3 separate regions of the Homo sapiens genome follow, and all the other regions are linked to region 2. Evidence: chromatin contacts called from ENCODE Hi-C or POLR2A ChIA-PET data. All regions are on one chromosome and are shown on one strand. The core of a region is the stretch at or near the end of the contact, and the rest is flanking DNA. Distances in the headings are between cores, read along the strand shown.

What was found. Hi-C counts contacts between places; a loop is a spot of excess contacts on that map. ChIA-PET counts read pairs that join two places held with the same protein, here RNA polymerase II (POLR2A). Pooled maps may share reads with other maps.
Region 1: a pooled map shows a loop between it and region 2 (26-fold over the local background). The contact joins the promoter of FDXR here to the promoter of MTNAP1 in region 2. A Hi-C loop is called at or near these places in 8 of 50 pooled maps. POLR2A ChIA-PET finds 5 or more read pairs at or near these places in 2 of 52 experiments (GM10248 and activated B cell).
Region 3: a map with no recorded cell type shows a loop between it and region 2 (3-fold over the local background). The contact joins the enhancer-like site here to the promoter of MTNAP1 in region 2. A Hi-C loop is called at or near these places in 1 of 37 single-sample maps with no recorded cell type and 1 of 50 pooled maps.

The regions. Positions count from the first base shown.
Region 1 is chr17:74,870,982-74,875,547 of GRCh38, reverse strand. It overlaps FDXR (ferredoxin reductase), which reads left to right and starts at 2,554. Exons shown (of 12, transcript NM_024417.5): 1 at 2,554-2,682; 2 at 3,415-3,512. The coding sequence starts at 2,604. It also overlaps a transcript of FADS6 not described here. RefSeq lists a cis regulatory region at 68-139, enhancers at 504-1,404, 2,025-2,254, 2,210-2,504, 2,302-3,202 and silencers at 2,415-2,644, 2,685-2,814.
Region 2 is chr17:73,231,183-73,235,742 of GRCh38, reverse strand. It overlaps MTNAP1 (mitochondrial nucleoid associated protein 1), which reads right to left and starts at 3,310. Exons shown (of 6, transcript NM_001351264.2): 1 at 3,254-3,310; 2 at 2,418-2,523; 3 at 1-267. The coding sequence starts at 260. VCF1 (VCP nuclear cofactor family member 1) reads left to right here and starts at 3,349. Exons shown (of 4, transcript NM_001098832.2): 1 at 3,349-3,657. The coding sequence starts at 3,437. RefSeq lists an enhancer at 3,856-4,560.
Region 3 is chr17:74,439,861-74,444,812 of GRCh38, reverse strand. GPRC5C (G protein-coupled receptor class C group 5 member C) reads right to left here. Exons shown (of 4, transcript NM_022036.4): 2 at 3,986-4,952; 3 at 901-995. Among named protein-coding and RNA genes, the nearest start is that of GPRC5C, 10 kb to the right of the region's middle. RefSeq lists enhancers at 1-47, 48-592, 1,635-1,754. Within about 2 kb of position 1,737, at least 30 of the 41 ENCODE cell types and tissues checked have a DNase peak (open chromatin) inside an H3K27ac peak, as active enhancers do.

The DNA.
Region 1 (4,566 bases), core at 1,305-3,804, 1.6 Mb before region 2:
CTGGTGCCAGATCTGGCTGTACCATGGGTATCATGGGAACAAGTCACTCGATTGCTTTGAGGCTCCATTTTCTGTTTCACTTAGGATGTGGGCTGGGAATTTCTGAGGCCTGAGAGGTGAGGGAGGTGACAGGAGTGAATGAAGTATATCCAGATCTCTGCAGAGACTTAAGGTCTAATCTACAGAGACATATGGGAGGTCATAATACATATGGATGATGATAATAATAGCTAATGTTTATCTAGCATTTATGGAAGTTGTCTTGACCTCATCATCTGATTTTAATGTCTACAACAAATTGCCACTATTCATATTTCCCCCAAATGTTACAGACAGTGAAAAAAAGTCCTGGAGAGATTAAATTTCTCAATGTCATATAGCTAGTAAGTGGAGGAAGAGGGATTCAGACCCAATGTTGTCTGACTCTAGAATCCATCCTCCACCACCAGATATACTGCCTCTAGATGGGGAGCCCTACAGAACTTTTTCGATTGTACGAACTTCCATTATGTGCTAGCCAGTGTGTGAAGCCCTGGGGGTATAAGAGCTGAGACTGGGTCCCCATCCTCATGGAGCTTATAATGTAGTGCAGGGGTGGTCAAACTCTGTAAAGGACCAGATAGTAAATATCTGGGGCTTTGCGAACCATATGATCTCTGTTACAACTACTCAATTGTGCCATCAAAGCACAAATATAGCCATAGACAATATGTAAAGAAGTAAGCATGGATGTCTTCCAATAAAGTTTTATTCAAACTGAAGTCTGAATTTCATGTAATTTTTACGTGTCACAAAATGTTGTTTTTTACCATTAAAAATATAAAAACAAGCTGGGTGTGGTGGCTCACTCCTGTAATCCTGGCACTTTGGAAGGCCGAGGTGGGAGGATCGCTTTGAGTTCAGGAGTTCGAGACCAGCCTGGGTGACATGGCAAAACCCCATCTCCACAAAAAATGCAAAAATGAACCAGGCGTGGTGGCAGGCACCTGTGGTCCCAGCTACTCCGGAGGCTGAGGCCTGAGGCTCGCTTGAGCCAAGCCAGGAAGCAGAGGTTGCAGTGAGCACCACTGCACTCCAGCCTGGGTGACAGAGCAGGACCCTGTCTCAAAAAACAAAATCAAAACCAAAAACAAAAACCCCAAAACCTCCAAAAAAACAAAAACAGTAAAAGCCATTCTTGTTGGTCATCCAAAACATGCTGGTGGACAGTATTTGGCCTGCAAGCTATAGTTTGCCTACTCCTGGTCTAGTGGGACAGGCATAAAACACAGTGACCTATTAGAAAGCAGACAGCATTTACTTACCAGTGGGAGGGAGGGGAAGTGACCAGTAAGGGCACAGAGGACTCCTGGGATACTGGCCATGTTTTATTTCTTGATCTGGGTGGTGGTTATATGGTTACACCTTGTGATATATTGTCAAGTTGTACACTCATGATTTGTGCACTTTTCTGTATGTTATTATTGAATTTAAAATCTCATTAAAAACGACAACCAGTGTAGTAAGTCATGATGGGATAAGGTCAGATGCTGTGGAATGAGAGGCCTTTAACTCCTTGGAACTTGGGAGGGGACGGGTCAGAGAAAAGGCTTCTCCAAGGAAGTAATATTTGACAAGAGGGCCCATGGGGAAAAGGAAGAGGGGTTAGGCTTATTGGGTCAGCTGTGACTACGGATCCTGTCCTTATTTTTAAAAACATTTTGATCATAGACTTTTTGCATTACTTTTGACCTTTTAAAACGTTGCAGTATTATATTTATCTTGATTACTGAGTGTTTTGGAGCCCCCTTAAATTCTGAACCCGAGGGGAGTACCTCAACTCTGGTCCCGGCTCGGCTGCACGGGGGTCGGACGCTCTGTCCTTAGTACCATACGTAAGCCACTGCCCCGCCCCGCTTTTCTTCACCTATGTAATGGGAAAGGAGGTGAGGTGGGACGAGCTTTCCAGGGTTTAATATTCTCCCTGGCCCGGCAAAGACGGGGATTTGAGGGGTTACATCGGCACAACACCCGGGGTCGAAGAAGGAGGCTGCTGGGCTCCGGGAAGGAGCTCCCTCGCCCCAGACTTCCGCACTCTGGTTATTTCCCAACGGCGGGAAGGCTCGCTTGGAGCCGGACTCGTGATTGGCTAGGACGAAGTCACGTGGGAGGATTCGCAATCAAATGGCAAGGGCGTCTGCGTCATCAGTGAGCGACGAGAGCCTCCCGAGAGGGGCGCGGCTAAGTAAAATAAGCTCCTTTCTTAGTGGCTGTTTCCTTGGGGAGGGACTGAAACAGCGATGGGGATTCGCTCTCTTCCAACCCTAGGCTTCCGGGATTTGGAGGGAAGGTGAGGCCTGGGGAGAAATGTATTAAATCGCGTATACCCCGGATGCTCCGAGGGGCGGGGCTTCGACGGTGGGGCGTAGTTAAGGGCGGGTCTCTCTTTTGGGGGCGGGATTCTCTCGGGAGTCGGGGTGGAGCCGCAAGGCTCCGCTTTCCCGGAGCGCAGGGGGCGGGGTTTGGGGCGGGGCCTCGCTTGTGGGCGGGCCCGGGCAGGAGCGGGCTTGCCCTGCGGAGCAGTAGCTAGGAACAGATCCACTTGCAGGTTGCTGCTCCCAGCCATGGCTTCGCGCTGCTGGCGCTGGTGGGGCTGGTCGGCGTGGCCTCGGACCCGGCTGCCTCCCGCCGGGAGCACCCCGAGTAGGAGCAGGGCGCCTTTGGGGCTGGATGGGAGCGCGGGGAGGCCTGCGAGCGCTGAGTAGGGGTCGGAGCAGAGCTGGGGCAGGGCTGGAGAAGGGTGAGACTGAAGGGGTGTCTTCCTGCTGGCGAGATCCCGGTGGTGTACGGGGGTGGGCGGAGATCTGTGCGTGAGATGTGAGGCTTCTAGGGTTAGAGACGGAGGTCAACAAAGGTGAAAAGGAGAGACTTTGAGATCTACAGGTGTGAGACGGGGTGAATGGAGGATGATACGGAGGTCTGTGGGGCGAGAGGAAAGTCTGAGTCGAAACAGGGATCTGTAGGAATAAGACGGGTCTATATGGGCAATATAGCGTTTTGTGGAGAGAGAGAGGGGTTAGAGGAGGGACACCGTGGGGAGACCCACGGGGGCGAGATTGGGATGATATGGAGGCCGTTGGAAGGATGTGGGATTCTAGCCGATTGGATAGGGAATGAAGTGTTGTTGGGCAGGCCATTGGCAGTGGTGTAGTAGGTTCATGGGTGAGATGTGGGCTCTGGATGAACCCACAGCCTTTGGGGGTTCAGATGAAGTAAGAGACCCTGCAAATGCCAAAGCCTTGAGGAACAAGAGAAGGAGGATGCAGGTGAGGGTGAAGCTTGGGAAGTTCCAGCTTCTGTTGGATATTCAGGTTGGTTTGGGACTGGGGAGAGAAGTTAATTTTGACCTTTTCCCTCTCCTCTGCCTGGCCCCAGGCTTCTGCCACCATTTCTCCACACAGGAGAAGACCCCCCAGATCTGTGTGGTGGGCAGTGGCCCAGCTGGCTTCTACACGGCCCAACACCTGCTAAAGGTAAGCCACTTACTCATAGTCCATCATTCACCTGCTGCTCCAGTCCTAAGGGCAAGCCTCACCCGCTTTGGGTTTTAAGAGCACTCCTGGTTGCCTTATGGGGAAGGGGCTCCCAGCCATCTGGCCTGGACACTTCCCACTTGCTTCCTCACCTACACCTGAGGCTCCCCTCCCCTCCCGTCCTCAGTGTGACAGGGGTGTAAAACGCACATTGGTGGTGAGTGGTCAGTGGCAGGTGGTCAGCTTTGCCTCCCTGGCCAAGCACTCCAGGGGGCTTATGTAGACCTGCAAAATGACTTTGTCCTCCTTCATCTTCCCTCCTCTCTCGTCTATCTTCACTCTATCCCAAACATCCTACATCTCGAGGCTACCCACCTCCTCCGCTTTCTGTAACTTTACCTGCCTTGCCATGCCCTCCTCACCCATAGCTCCAGTCCTCCGTGCCATTCTGTTCTTTCAGCCTGCCCTCTGCCCCTCCCCCTTCCCCTGTGAAGGCCAGGATCTCAAGGCTTTCAGTGTCTGCCTCGGCAGGAAGGGCCCCAAGCCAAGGCTACAGGTTCTACTTGAGACTCCACATCAGACTTTGGGACAGAGTAGAGAGGGGATACCCAGGTTAACTGAGACGTGAGACAGTTGCCTAGCTTTGGAGAGGCTTGGAGTGTCCGTGGAGAGACAAGAGAAAGGATGAATATCTTAATTATACACACACACACAGATGCTTGAAATGTAGGGTGACCAACTGGCCTGGACTGCCCAGGACAAGGGGCTTCAGCGCTAAGCTGGAAGTTCTTGGGAAACTGGGATGAGTTGATCACTCTGCTGAAAAGTGACCCGTGCATGCTTCCCAGGCAACACGGGTGAAAGAGCTAATTACAATAATGTGGGCAGCGTGAGCCGAGGCAGGTGGGGTCAATCAGAAACTGTTTCCTGGGCCGGAAGCCCAGGTGGCTCATGTCTGTAATCCCAGCACTTTGGGAGGCCAAGGCAGGTGGATCACTTGAAGTCAGGAGTTTGAGACCAGCCTGGCCAACGTGGTGAAACCCCATCTCTACTA
Region 2 (4,560 bases), core at 2,061-4,560:
TCTGGTTTGTCCACCACCAACTTAGAATTTCTTTCTTCATTCTCTGTCTCTAACTCTTTCCCTTTAGCTTTAATTAAATCTTTGATTGGTCCTTTCATCTTTTTAGCACGTGGGAGTGTAGCTGGCTTGGACTGATAAACTTTTTGATCAGTAGGTATGGTTGGTCCTATCATCTTACAGTATGGCAAGTGGGATTTTAATCGTTTAAATGGCTTCTTACAGTAAGGACACACTTCCATTCTGGGTGGATTATCACTCATCCTATTCCTGAAAAAGGTAAATGTGAGATTATGAGAAGCACATAGTTTGTACATACCAATATTTTACTTATGTGTTGTATCTTTTAAATTCATTTGGAACAAGCTAGATGTTTGCTACTTACGGTTACAGCAAGTCAACTAGTCATTATATGAGTATAAAAAATTGTTTAAAAACCCTTAAACACGTTATTCAAGGACAGAATGGTAAAGAATAAAAAACTTAGGCCAGGAACCAAAGGTTATTTATTTATTTATTTATTTTGGAAACAGAGTCTCACTCTGTCACCCAGGCTGGAGTGCAGTGGCACAATATCTGCTCACTGCAAACTCCGCCTCCCAGGTTCAAGCAATTCTCGTCTCAGCCTCCCAAGTAGTTGGGACTACAGGGGCATGCCACCACGCCTGACTAATTTTTTGTATTTTAGTAAAGACGGGGTTTCACCGTGTCCGTGTTACCCAGACTGGTCTCGAACTCCTGAGCTCTGGCAATCCACCCACCTCAGCCCCCTAAAGTGCTGAGATTACAGGCGCGAGCTACCACGCCCACGCCCAGCCAAAGGTTACTGATTACAGCAGAGGTTTCCAAAGTGATAAATAGAATATGCACTAGGGTGTAAGAAGAAAATATTAGAATTACCACAATCAAAGAATGAGAAATGAAGCTCTACTAACATTTAGTAATATGCATATACACACACACACACACACAGATATACATAAAATGTATGCATAATGCACAAATATATACATGGCCAAGGACACAGTCCTGTTTTTCACTTATACTTTTTTTTTTTTTTTTTTGAGACAGAGTCTCACTCTGTCACCAGGCCGGAGTGCAGTGTCGGCTCACTGAAACCTCCATTTCCCAGGTTCAAGCTATTGTCCTGCCTCAGCATCCCGAGGAGCTGGGACTACAGGCATGCGCCACCACGCCAGGCTAATTTTTGTATTTTTAGTAGAGACGGGGTTTCACCATGTTGGCCAGGATGGTCTCAATCTCCTGACTTCGTGATCTGCCCGCCTTCGGCCTTCCAGTGTGCTGGGATTACAGGCGTGAGACACCACGCCTGGCCTACTTATAGTTTCTAGTACAACAGATTACTGGCAAATTAGTTTGACATCTTTGTTAAACATATACGATGTAAAAAATTAAAAAAAAAACATTTATACCATGTATATTTGTACCTGTTATTCTTTAGAGTCCAGAAAAGAAAATGTTTAATTCCAATGTTTAGTTGAAAGTTATTTCCTTTCTACATCTCTTATTCTTTCTATAAAGTTCCAGAGGGCAGGAAACATATCTATCCTGCACACAGCTGTATGTAAAAACCTAGCACTGAGCCTGGCATACAATATTTGTTCACTTAATTCTTTAGATATAAACGTTTAAATATTATTCAGTACTACAACTGATAATATCTTCTGACTACCAAAGAGATTAAAAAGGGTGACTGAAACCACTTACAAAATAGACACAATCTTCACCAATCCATTCAATAAAGCAACCAACCCACCTTATCCTGTACGAAGTCCTTCAAAACAAAACTGTTTTCTGCCAACAGATTACAGTAATCATTTTTACTTTGTTGTTGTTTGGTCTTTTTTTTTTTGAGATGGAGTCTTGCTCTATCACTCAGGCTGGAGTGCAGTGGCGCGATCTCGGCTCACAGCAACCTCAGCCTCCCAGGTTCAAACGGTTCTCCTGCCTCAGCCTCCCGCGTGGCTGGGATTACTGGGATTAAGGGCGTGCGCCACCACGCCCAGCTAATTTTAGTATTTTTAGTAGAGACGGGGTTTCACCATGTTGGCCAGGCTGGTCTTGAACTCCTGACCTCAGGTGATCCACCCGCCTCGGCCTCCCAAAGTGCTGGGACTACAGGCGTGAGCCACCGCGCCCAGCCTGCTGGGATTACAGGCGTGAGCCATCATTCTTTCTTTCTTTGGAGGTACACACTAACAGGATGAAAGCCACAGACTGTTTGTTTACAATAATACACACAAATGAAGCCAGTCCATGGACCTTCGGCTAACAACGTTAGGAAGGGCTTGACACCTGCTAGACGTTTCTGCCTCCACTCCACCTCACACTCAACCCTACTTGAAAGATCCCGGTACATTCCCACGATAACGTCTATACGTGGGTGTCTGTTTTCTTACCCGAGCTCCTCCAGGAGGATGCTAGTTTTGTGGGTGCTTCTCCCGGATCCCCATGCTTCCCCGATCACCGTTCCCGAGTGTGGCAGAATGAAACGTGAATGTCAGCCTGTGTAGGACACGATCAGACAGGTGACTTGGCAGCATGCACAGTGAGTAAACGCGGCACGATACTGAACCAAATAGAAACACAGGTTCCGGAAAGCAGAGAGTTAAGACCTCCCCAGCCTCCGGGCTCAAGGAGGACCTCAATAGTTCCACTAATCCTCACCCTCACCTCCGGCGCTCTCCAGCCGCCTTTCCCTCCTCCCGCTGCGTTACCAGCCTGCCCACCTCCCCGCACCCTTCCTTTCCCTGAAAGCTGTTCTGATTCTGCCAGCTGTTCTGATTCTGCGGAGTGGATGGGGTCGGCCCGGCAGCTCCTGGGTCAGGGACAGCCGTTCCCGCAGCCCCACCGAGGATTTCCTCCTGCGGTTCCAGGAAGACCCTCCGCCGGCCCCGGCACCCGATTCCCTACCCTCTCCGCTCAGGAGAGTCTCCCCCAGACTTAGAACGTGGGCCGCGGAAAACAAACCCGCCCTTGCAAGCTCCCCACAGAGCACCGTCCTCACCTCGGAAGACCTGAAAGCCCAGGCGGCCCCGGCGACAAGCCCCCCAGGGAAGCCCCCCAGGCCCCTGCCCAACCCCCGGCCAAGGAACCTCGTCAGGCCGTCTGCACCACTGCCGGATAGGTCCGCCTGTTTTAAAATATGTTACACGGATTCAACTCAAATACTTGTATGATATTATTATGACATAATTGAATTTATTTGAAACCTGGCTTGACTTTTATACCGTACCCTCCGTTGGCTGTGAACAGGCGAGCGCTTCTGCCACCCCAGGGGAGGTCCTTTCTCCCAGAAGCTCCTAGTCGCTCCTCCCGCTCCGAGCCCGCCTCTTCCCGTGGGCGGGGTTACCAGTCGGTGCGGTTGGGATGGTGCCACTGCGCAGCCGCGAGAGGGCGGTACCACGGCGGCAGCGACATGGGGGGGCGCGGAGCAGACGCCGGAAGTAGTGGTGGTACGGGTCCGACTGAGGGGTACTCGCCACCGGCTGCGTCCACCCGAGCGGCTGCGAGAGCCAAGGCCCGAGGGGGTGGGCGTGGCGGCCGCCGAAACACAACCCCCTCTGTTCCCTCTCTTCGCGGAGCGGCGCCGCGTAGCTTCCATCCGCCAGCTGCCATGAGCGAGCGCCTCCGTCCCAGGTGAGAGGGAAGGGACCCCCTTTCCATTCGTCGCCTGAGGATCTGGGAGATAGAGCCGAGGGGGCGCGCGAAATGGGGGTCGGAGCAAGAGTGGACCCGGCGGGGCTCCCTGTGGGGTGCACTGCGGGCCGGGGGAGGAGGGGAGAGGGATGCGCGAGTGATCGGATGCTTGGTTCCTGTGGGTAGCTGGAAGGTGACTCTCCGGGGTCCAGGTCTCCCGCCCCTCCATCTTTTTTCCCCCCTGTCTTTTCCTATTTGGAACGAAGTGTGATCGGTCCCGGAAGAGAGACGGTGGCCCTAAAGCTTTCCTGTCCTAAATTTAGGAGGGTGGGGGGATGGGATAAACGTCTCATCTTGGAGAGGGAGCCCCCAAAGGCTTTTGTGAGGGCACCGGGCGGGGAGCTGCCGGCTCCCCAAGGTCAGAAAGAAAGGTTGGGCTTAACCCCGCAGCAGGGAAAGATTCGGTTAGACCGAAGAACTTGTGCCCTGAACGGTTGTGAACACAGAAGGGCAGATGACCAAGGCGGGTTATGGATCTTCTCTTGACTGTGGCATTAAGAACAAGCTGGATTCTAAACTGTTTGGATTGCGGGGCCGTTTGACTCCGAAGGCGGGAGGAAAGATTTTATCGCGATGCACTCGCTACCTTCCCGAGGGAGCCTGGCCTCGGGACGCGGGTCTTAAATTAGGGGTTCTGTGCTTGACATGTACTACTAGAGTCCGGACTAAGTTGGGATTTCTTAATTTTTTTCTCTCTCTTAATTTCCTCTGCAAGAATGTGTGGAGGAGAAAGTTGGGAAAGGTTACCTCAGAATGCTCTTCCTGTTACGGTCTTTCCACAAGGATCCTTCTCTGAAATAATTATTTCATGTGATTGAAGTTCTCAAAAGTATTCTGAGTTTA
Region 3 (4,952 bases), core at 488-2,987, 1.2 Mb before region 2:
TGAAGGAAGCTATTCAGCAAAGGCTTCTGTGGCTGCCCACTCCCCGCCAGAGCTGACAGCCCGCAGCCTCCACTCCTGGTGCTCCGGAAGCTCTCCTCTGCCCAGGCTCAGGTTCAGGCTCAGGGAGAGGGGAGGCGCTGGGATTGGAAGCTTCAGCCACACTCACCTCCCCCTGCCCCGCGGCTCTCACAGAGAGGGCGGGGAGGGGGATGAGAACGCCACCCAGCTGACCTCCTTGTTTCCTGTTCCCAGTGTCCTGCCAAGACGGGTCACTGACCTCTCCCCACAGCCTCTGCCAGCCGGGAGGAGGAACACATATAGGAGTGAGTAGAATCCAACCCACCGTCTTCCTGCTCCCTCCCCCTCCCCTGGCTAACGATGCTTCTAGTTTCCAGAACCCAGGGGGAGGTGTAAGGTCGAGACTTGCTGCCTGCCAGAGAGGGAGGAGAGTGTGGGCCCCCTTGGCACAGCTGTGGTTGAGAAGTAAACACCTATCCAGACCTGTGACATTTGGACCCCTGTCTATTTTGGGAGCACCTGGCTGAGACCCTCCTTTGTCCCTCCCCAAGCCCTCCAGGGTAAAGCTGGCAGCTCCCACCAGGGAGAGCTCACCCAGCATTCCCTATAGCATCCCGACACAACCTGTGTGCAATGCCCCAGTGACACAGGGCGGGTCCCACTGCAGTGCAGCTGAAGGTGGTGGGTACACTGACTCCAGGACAAGGAATTTAAGAACTGGGGCTCTGGATTCCCCAGGTAAAAGCACCAGATGGAGAAGCTTGCCTTCCCCTTACCACCTCCACCCAACCCAGCTCTGGCCACATGGCCTTCTCCCACTGGCCTGCTGAGGCTGGTCTCTGTAGCCCAGACGTGTCACGGGGACCTGGGGAACCCACTTACCGGAACTTTGTGCATCAGGGCCATCTCAGTGGGCTGGTACACACTGGTCAGCAGCTGCCCATTGTACCCGCTGTATGGTGACACCGGCCTCTTAGCTACAAGGAAAAGCAGGAACAGTTTGAAGATCCCAGGGCTCTCAGCTCCCTTCCCCACCTCCCACAAACCAAGCAAGGCTCTCTGGGGGCAGGGAAGAGGTAAAGGGGGCAGGCCAACCCTGGCATAGTCTCTAACCCAGGAGTGGCCAACTTGGGGGTGAGGTTGTGAACACGGGGGCCCCCTCCCAAGCCTAGCACCCCTTTGTACAGATGCATGGGAGTGAACAACACTGCTGAGCTTCCCTGCACTGTAGACACCCCAGCCCCTGACCCAACAGCTCAGAAAATGCTCTGTCAGCAACTTCCACATCCCCATCCGCCCTCCGGGGCCAGAGGCCAAGAGGACACATGGGCCTTCGGCCGCCTTCCAAGATGGCCAGCCTCCAGCTCTGCCTGTCACCACGGGCCAGCTGCCAGGCACAGAGGTAAATACATCTGAGAGCCCTCGGCCTAAGCCTGTTCATGTCCTCCCAGGGCCGACCTGGGCGCCCCTTCCCCACTACACCAACCCAGAGCCTGGCCAGGGAGCCTTAACGCACGTCCCAGCCTGTGGCCCCCTGGCAAGTTTCCAGAACTATTTTTAGCTCCAGGGATACTTCCTTGTGCCTTTGGGGTGTTGGTTTCCCGGTGTGTTCCGCCCTGCTGGGCACTCCCAGGGTGTTTGAGGAGGGCTGCTGACGCACCCCGGGGCCTCGGAGCAGGCCTTGCTGTGAGGACGGCACAGCGGACGTCTGGCTCCGGCAAGGCTGACGGCCCTGCAGTTCTGAGGGACCGCAACCTATATAGAGTTTCCTAAGTGCTGGGGCTGGGCTCACTCTATTGATTTTTCCATTTAGAAAAAAAAAAAGGAAGTAAAAACTCAGCCCCAAGGTTGAGAACCATTTGGCCCCGACCGGCATTCAGTGTGGGGGCGGGGCCTGAGGCTCCTCCCAGCACTTGTCTGTAAGCCCCACCTCTCTGGTGGGTTTTGCCAATTCCACCCCCGCCATGCACACCGTGCGTGTGACAGGGGCCACCCAGGGGTGAGGCCAGCACCTCAGCCCAGGTGGGCAGATCAAAGATCAAGTGCCCGGCAGGACAAGGGTCATCTCTTTCTCCAAAGCAGGGATTATGAGGATTTCACAGTGTGTAGAAGAGAAAGGAATGTCTCTGATTCTGGAACTTCCACTGCCTGACTCTGACCTCCCAGCAGAGACCCCAGAGCCGGTGCTTGTTAACCGGGCAGTTAAGAAAGTCTGAAGCCCCCAGGCCTCCAGATCAGCACAGTCTGGGGGCAGGGTCAGGACTTTGAGATGGCACCCCCAAATTTCCAGGTCATGTCAGATGAGGGGCTGCAGCCAGCAGGCTGAGGAAGAGCAGGTGGGATGCGTGCAATGGGCCACATCGGTAAGGGGATTAGCACAGGGGCTGGCACAGAGCAGGTGCTGAGGAAATGCTAGTGGGCTGTACAGCTAACAAGGGCGCTGCTGAGACCACTACACGGCACCCCAAATACTTTTATTAAAAAGAGAAAAAGGCCAGGTGCAGTGGCTCACACCTGTAATCCCAGCACTTTGGGATGCCGAGGCAGGCGGATCACTTGAGGTTAGCAGTTCGAGACCAGCCTGGCCAACATAGTGAAATCCCGTCTCTATTAAAAATACAAAAATTAGCCAGGTGTGGTGGCACGTGCCTGTAATCCCAGCTACTTGGGAGGCTGAGGCAGGAGAATCTCTTGAGCCCGGGAGGCGGAGGTTGCAGTGAGCCAAGATCACACCACTGTACTCCAGCCTGGGTGACAGAGCGAGACTCCGTCTCAAAAAATAAAAAAAGAGAAAAAAATTACCTGAAAAATACTTCCTTTTAAAGAAAACTAAGGTGATTATGGATACATACATAATAGAAAAACAAGTTCTGGAAGGATAGTATTAGTAAAATATGTAAAATAATAGACACGCACACACAGCAAATAGCTAATTCTTCAAGAGTGCTTTTCATGGGCCGGGCACTAAGTAATTTTTTTTTTTTTTGAGATCATCCAGGCTGGAATGTGGTGGTGCAATCACGGCTCACTGAAGCCTCAACCTCCTGGGCTCAGGCAATCCTCCTGCCTCAGCCTCCTGAGGAGCTGGGACCATAGGCATGCACTACCACACCTGGCTAATTTTTGAAATTATTTGTAGAGACGGGGCCTCACTATGTTGTCCAGGCCGGTCTCAAACTCCTAGGCTCAAGCTCCACTCACCTCAGCCTCCCAAAGTGCTGGGATTACAGGTGTGAGCCATGGCGCCCAGCCGGCACTAATTAATTCAATCCTCACAAGAACCCTATGAAATAGGTACTGACATTATCCCCATTTTACAAATGGAGAAACAAAGGCACATAGATATTATATCAGTCAATAGTGGTCACTTCTGGGGATGGAACAGGATGGGACGGGTAGGACTGGGGAGGCAGCTGGGGAAAATTTCATTTTATCTGTAATGTTTGAAATTTTACAGTGAGAATGTATGCATGAATTATATGAATATAGAAAAAAAATCTTATTTATTTATTTATTTTGAGATGGAGTCTTGCTCTGTCACCCAGGCTGGAGTGTAGTGGCTCGATTTTGGCTCACTGCAACCTCCGCCTCCCAGGTTCAAGTGATTCTCCCGCCTCAGCCTCCCGAGTAGCTGAGATCACAGGCATGAGCCAGCACACCCAGCTAATTTTTTTGGATTTCTAGTAGAGACGGGGTTTCACCATGTGGATCAGGCTGGTCTCGAACTCCTCGTCTCAAGTGATCCACCCGCCTTGGCCTCCCAAAGTGCTAGGATTACAGGCATGATCTACCATGCCCAACTGAAAAAAAAAAATCTTTAAATTAAATGGAATTTAGAGACACTTAGGCAGAAAACTACAGAAAACCTCAAAAACTTTCCATTTTGCTCAAGAGACTGGCTCCCTGTCCTGCAGTAAAAGACATGGGATGGAGAAAGGGGCCACTGGGGGCATCCACAGAGACCCACCTGCAACCGGCTCATCCATGGAAAAGGCCTTGTTCTCCACGAACATGCTCTGACCCTTCTGCTCTTTCAGGATGGTCTCATAGCCCACGCCCCGGGTGGGGTACATGTCCCCCTGGTAGCTTTGCTCTGGGCTGGACTTGGTCACCTGGGAGACCTCGGGGATGACGTAGAAGAGGACGAAGGCCCAGGCATTGGCGGCGAGGGCGATGGCCAGCGTGGGGTCATCCCAGGTGGGACTGTTGTGCTGCTTGTTGCCGTAAGTATACATGACGATCCACACCACCCATATGGCAACGGAGGTGGCTGTGGTGAGGAGCACAAAGACCCCATGCTTACGCCAGCGCTTGTAGCGGCCACACAGGGCGGGCCAGGCCCCCAGGAAGGCACCCAGCAGCAGCAGCATGACGTAGATGAGTGCCATGACAAAGTCCATGTTGGCGATGGCACAGGGGGAGGCCACGGCCCAGCCTGCGCTGCTGTTGCCCTGAGGGCCGCCCTCGCCACTGCCCCGAACCAGGGTGATGATCAGCCACTCTGTATTGATGATGACCTCTACCAGGGTCAGCAGCAGAGCCACAGTGAAGATCACCCAGCCCCGGGGCCCGTGGTTCTTCCGGGCCAGGAAGTTGAGGGCAAAGACGTGAGCCGCCAGACAAGAGAAGCAGATGGCGAACAGAACCCCAAAGAGGAAGCGCCGAGAGGCACAGGTGGAGAAGTCGGGCTTCACCACACAGGCAAACACGAGGCAGAAGAGGCCCAGGGTCCCCAGAAGGAAGAATACCTGGGTCCCCAGCAGGCTCCGTTTCTTGGTGTCCTGCACAAAGGGGAGGCTGGCCACCAGGATGATGGTGAGCACAAACGTGGTGACAATGCCCGCCCCAGCCACGGCCTCCAGGACGATGCCCCACGCCCCAGAGCGGTCACACAGGTTGTAGTACAGGGGGTTGAGGCCTTGGCTGCAGCCGGG